Regions from separate parts of the Homo sapiens genome. Here region 2 is linked to region 1. A link is a loop called in an ENCODE intact Hi-C map of the cell type or tissue named here. Cell type or tissue: IMR-90. All regions are shown on one strand. Each heading gives the region's core, and the rest is flanking DNA. Links, peaks and the distances in the headings are about the cores only. Region 1 overlaps DIPK2B (divergent protein kinase domain 2B). Region 2 has its middle 39 kb from the start of KRABD4.

What was found. Hi-C counts contacts between places; a loop is a spot of excess contacts. Peaks named below come from ENCODE experiments on the same cell type or tissue, not always from the same donor. Only the 100,000 strongest peaks of a DNase experiment are listed, where the experiment ranks them.
Region 2: a loop joins it to region 1, with 3 times the contacts of the local background. A loop is called at or near these places in 3 of 110 quality-filtered maps.

The regions. Positions count from the first base shown.
Region 1 is chrX:45,185,809-45,188,627 of GRCh38, reverse strand. The region is part of intron 2 of DIPK2B (divergent protein kinase domain 2B); the gene reads left to right. Among named protein-coding and RNA genes, the nearest start is that of DIPK2B, 14 kb to the left of the region's middle. In IMR-90, for the core only: a CTCF peak has its summit at 1,536 (motif pointing right); a DNase peak (open chromatin) is centred at 1,517; H3K4me3 peaks cover 662 bases; H3K27ac peaks cover 217 bases.
Region 2 is chrX:46,407,383-46,410,201 of GRCh38, reverse strand. No RefSeq gene overlaps it. Among named protein-coding and RNA genes, the nearest start is that of KRABD4, 39 kb to the left of the region's middle. In IMR-90, for the core only: a CTCF peak has its summit at 1,198 (motif pointing right); a DNase peak (open chromatin) is centred at 1,221.

The DNA.
Region 1 (2,819 bases), core at 16-2,515:
TGTATAATTTAAAATGGTTTAAATGGTTAATTTTATGTTATATGAATTTTACTTCAATTTTAAAAAGAATAAGCCATAGAAACAACTTCCCCTATTCTGTGACCCATTCACTTAGAGCCTTGTGATGGGCAGCTAATGTCATAATTTAATTTGTGCCGGGAAGTTAACAGCTAATGGCATTTCACTGTTAGCCCTCTAAGAAGCCATTTGCATGTAAAGCCAATATTGCGATGCTTTCACTAGTTCATGCATGACTATCTCAGCTCTTCCTAATATATTCTTGCATTCTTCCCCTACTAAACCCAGATGTGGCCCCAGAATTCTTCTCAATAGTGTTCTAAGTTAGCAGCCTCTGTCTTTGATCTCAGCTGGAATAAGAGATGAAACCTCTGAGTGATCATTCATCCCAGATTTGGCCAAACAGCTCCACCCCGTTTTTCTGATAACCCATCAGACATGAGTCCTAATTTCTTGTTTGGAAATCATGATCTTTCTGTATTTATATGGGAGTTTCAAGAGCCAACTGGGGAGCTATTATAGGATGCGTGGTTGGGAGATTTGCCTCATTCTTCAACTCACACCAAATGGCCCAGTGTCGGCTCAGCCTACCTGTCAGGCCAGTATCCTGGGATTCTCTCTGTGTGTGACTGAAGTGGCTTTTCTCTGATTTCCTCAAGAGCCGTTTTCCAACTGGGATCTAAGCCAGAGCCTTCAATTGTGCATATCTGCTTGTGTGTGTTGCTGTGTGTTTAGGGGAAGAAAAAGATGCCACAAGGAGCTCACGGGCTCTTTTCAGAGAACTGACAAGGCAGAGATGAGAGGAGAAAAAAAATCAAAGAAATAAAAGTAAACGAAAGGGAGGAGGGATCTGGCCGGTTCAGGGGCCTCAGAACTTTGACTGTCAGCCCTGCTTATGAATAAATAAAGTCAAGTTGGATGAAAAGCCCCAGCAGTCATCATCAGAGGCTGAGCCAGGGAGTCCCGGGCTCCCCTCCTGCAGGGCCAAATGCAGCTTTGTATTTAAGGACACTGCATCTTGAGCCACAGTGCAGTACAGCTACGGCAGGGCTGCTAAGGAAGACGACAGGACCAAGAATTAGGAAGAAAGTGAAACGATGCAGTGTGTGTGTGTGTGTGTGTGTGTGTGTGTGTGTGTGTGCGCGCGCGCGCCCTCGAGCATGTGTAGCACTTATGCTAATAACATCGTGACTTTTCTCCTCTAAAAGCTGCATTGTTCTGATGGGAATATCCCACAGCCTAAATTACTAGCCCACAAACAGAAACACAGCCAAGAACACTGCTCAGAGTTTATGATAAGGTGCTTGTTCACAAAACCACAAAGAAGGCTTCCTCTGCTTTTATGCCAAGGGCAAAGAGGCAACCACCCTAGGCAGCTGGAGGCTAATCAGGGGAAAACACATATCCTCCACTGTGTCCCGCTCCCATCCCCTCAACTACGATCCGATCTGACATTGTTCTAAGCAGTGTGTTCCTCCAAACGGGAATACACTAGATGGCCGCAGAGCCTTTCCCCCCACTAGATGGCAGTACAGAGTGTTCAGTCAGCTTTGTTTAAACGAGGATGATTGGCTATTTTACTTCCTATGTTTCCATTATTTTTTAAAATGCATAGAATAAGGGAAATCAGCAAATTAACCAAAATGCATGTTCATTATATAATCTAAATGTGGGTTCCGATGAACTAGTAAACAAGTGAAATTCACTTTTGTTTAAATGTAACTCAAAAATATGTAAGGGATGGTTATAGGACCTGTGCTAGGCGCTAGGAGGGCATAAGGGTATCAAGACAAGGTCTTTGCACTCTGGGAGATGACACCCCAGTGAGGGAGATAGACCATATTCGATTCGTTCTGATACAAGACACCCTGTGATAAAGTGTTTTAATGAAAATGAAAATTTTATGTTGGATTCACAGCTGGTTTTCAGACTGTAAATATTTTAATGCCTCACAGGCTACTAGGTCAAGGATGCTTCAAAAAATTTCCATTTGCTTGTTTGTTTGTTTGTTTTAACAAAGAACATGACTATATTGGTGCTGAAAAAGAAAAAATAGGCTGACTGGTGGCTGTATTATTTTCACACACATCTAACATTGGAGTCAAAGATGAAATGACTATTAGTGGAAAAGGAAATTTAAGCAGCTAAGAATGCCTCCACAGTATCACACAAGGCAATATTCCCTGGATATCAGCGCACATCCTCTGGCTGAATGGTCTTGGAGGAACAGAGCCCCTTCAGAGGTACATCAACACTGAAATCATGAGACCCCGTTCCTGTGACCCTTGGGAGGTATTCAGAGTGCTGTGTTTGTTGCCCGTGGGAGTTTGGGGAACCAACTGGACAGACATTATGGAATAGATAAGTCCCCTCTCAGCCCATTTTCTCCTTCCAGTCATGGAATTGGAAATGTTCAGAGTTGAAACAACTAAGATTTTGAATCATCTAATTTATTTAAGATTACAACCATGAAAACTTTGCTATCTCAACATTTGTGGCAAAGAGGTTACTTGGAATGGGTCAGAGACTAACCTGCTCATTTCCAAATTCCATTGTGTCACAGTCTCATAGAAAAGGGACTAATAATCACCCACTGTGCCCACTCAAATTACCCCTAAATTATTCTTGATGGAGCTCACGAATGAAAATGAGACAGTCGGCCGGGCGCGGTGGCTCACGCCTGTAATCCCAGCACTTTGGGAGGCCGAGGCGGGCGGATCACGAGGTCAGGAGATCGAGACCATCCTGGCTAACATGGTGAAACTCTGTCTCTACTAAAAATACAAAAAATTAGCCAGGCG
Region 2 (2,819 bases), core at 226-2,725, 1.2 Mb before region 1:
GGACATGGGTGAAGCTGGAAACCATCATTCTCAGCAAACTATCACAAGGACAAAAAACCAAACACCACATGTTCTCACTCATAGGTGGGAATTGAACAATGAGAACACATGGACACAGGAAGGGGAACATCACACACTGGGGCTTGTTGTGGGGTGGGGGGAGGGGGGAGGGAGATAGCATTGGGAGATATACCTAATGCTAAATGACGAGTTAATGGGTGCAGCACACCAACATGGCACATGTATACATATGTTACAAACCTGCACATTGTGCACATGTATCCTAAAACTTAAAGTATAATAATAATTTTAAAAATATATATATATTATATATATATATATAATGTAAGAGAAGGCAAAATTAGAAAGACTACATGCGATTCTTGCTTCTGAATAGTTTATGTGCAAATATGTAAATAATAAAGGCTTCCTGGTCATTCTCTCTCTTTCTCTCTTTCTATTTGTGTCCCTGTTTTTTTTTTTTTTCCTCCAAGTGGAAGATGCTGAAATCATTGGCTTGACAAAGTTTTCTGAGTGGAGTCTGGGAACTCCTTGCAGAAAACATTAATTTCTGGGTAGAAATTTCTTATAGTAGAAGGAATTTGTGGTGTGAAGAGAATAAAGTAAATGTTCCAGAAAAGGCAAATAAATATGGGGGAAGAATTTGATTGAGTAGTTGTTAGCCTATGTGTAGAGAAGAACAAATGTATTTGCTTGGCTAAGATTATTACATGACAGATTTTTAAGGAGTGTGTGTAGGGTGGAGAGGATAGTTGAAAAAGACCTGAAAATTACCAATTTGAAATTTGGTTGAAATTCTTCACAATTGTCACAGCGCATGGATAAGACTTTAGTTGAAATAGCTTCCAGAATTGGTTTACTGAATTCCTGGAAATGAACTGTTTTAAGAGTTTGTACATTTCAGAAATTCATGGAGTTCAGAATGCCAAGACAAAGGCCTTCAATTTAACAAGGAGAAACCAGAGTTTACCACTGGGATCTCCTAGGCCGTTCCGGAGAAATTTTTTAATTTTTCAGTTTTTATCATAGAATTTCCCTGGAGACATGGAAAAGGAGAAAACTCTTACACAAGACTGTAGTCTTTTCCACCAAAAGTCTTAATTTTACACTTCTACGTGGTTGGTGTATGAAATGCACTTTCATGTGACTGCTGAAAGCAAAAGATGACTGTGGCCACATGGGGGCAGCAGACACCTGCTTTTCCAAGCTTGAGCTCCAGAAATTTGTGCTAAAAGATTTTCCACGTTTATTCTTTAGTCTAAATGTCTCTTCCATATTGCCGAACTGGGGGAAATGAATATCTTTAAAATACTAACAAAGAAATCTCACGTGCTAATCAGAAGTTGGCAAGGGCTTGCTCTTTTTGTGTTTCTAATGGCTAGTTTCTCACAGGTCATTTCTTAGCTATCAGGATATCCTCTGACAATCATAGGGCCTGGCATCTAATGATAGCTTAGTAAACGTTGGTTATCCTTAGTGTTTTTTGGAAGATAACTGCTCCAACTTACCAAAACACATTCTCTAAGATCTCAGACCACGGTATCCAGGGAAGGCTGTATCTCTTTAGCTAAGAGTGTTCACATTGTCTAGCAGTCCTACACATTTTCTGCAGTTCTACAGTCATGAATTTAGAGACAAGCACCTTGTCAAATCAGTGATTCTGAGAAAAGCATATCCGACACAGTCACTTTCTCTTTACCTGTGTGGTGCTGCAGCAGAAACTGCAAATGGAATTTTGAGGATGGAAGGTGAGCACAGGTGTGGCAAGATTGCGATCCTGGGTATACCACTCCATCCCTCCTCCCTCTTCCCCTAACAGCCTAATCAGCCCTAATCAGGGCCTCATGGATGAGGTGAGGCACTTAGGCTGGCACCACCAGCTGCCTGGCTCTTTAGGCCTCTCACTGATGCCCCCTGCCTATTCATTTCAACATTTGTTGAATGCCCACTCTTTCTTAAGCAATCCTCATACATCATCTCATTTACCATTTCTCTATGTAGGAAAGCTATTTCATGCCTATGTTTGCAGATGCTCGTCCTTCTGCCTGGAATACCCTTTCCTTCTTCTCAGTCTAATTCCTATATGTCTTTCCAATCCAGCTCATGACATGCTCTTCTAGAAACCCCACAACAGTTTAGATATAGCCAAAATGGGCTCTTGTAAGCACATGGTCTTATCCTCAGCACATTGTTAGGATCACAGGCTTGGTCATCTTCCTCTCCCATGAAACCACAAGCTCCCTGTGCTCAGAGCCCTGCCTCATTCGGCCTTGAATCCGTAGAGGCCAGCAGAGTTTCTGGCACATTGGAGCTGCTCCAGAAAAGTTTGTGGAGTGAGCAAATGAATCAATTCATTTATCCCTGAATGAGATGTTTCCTTTCCCTTCCTTTCCCCAGTTAAAATGCTTTGATTTTTTTTTAATCTCTCTTAAGAAATTATTTTAAAAATAAGCAGTCAGCTTCTACCTCCTACACAAGGAACATCAGAGAATACCAATGAACCATCATTTACAAGTGGGACTTGCTGAAGAAGGAAGTGTGTAGTATGAACCTCTGTGGATATCCCAGGCACTGTGGGGTCCCATGGGGATATGCACCAAGCTCCATGCGTGCGGCTCTGAAAGATGCCTTCACATCAGCAGCAGCTGTTAGTGGCATTAAGATGTGAATGGCTTCCAGAAGCCTCTCAGTGTTCTAAGGATACTATTCGTCAATTCTCACAGAATCCTTCAATGATAAGCAAGAGAAATGGAGAAAGTTTTTCCTGCCTTCTTCTCTCCGCTGTCTCTCTTTCTCCT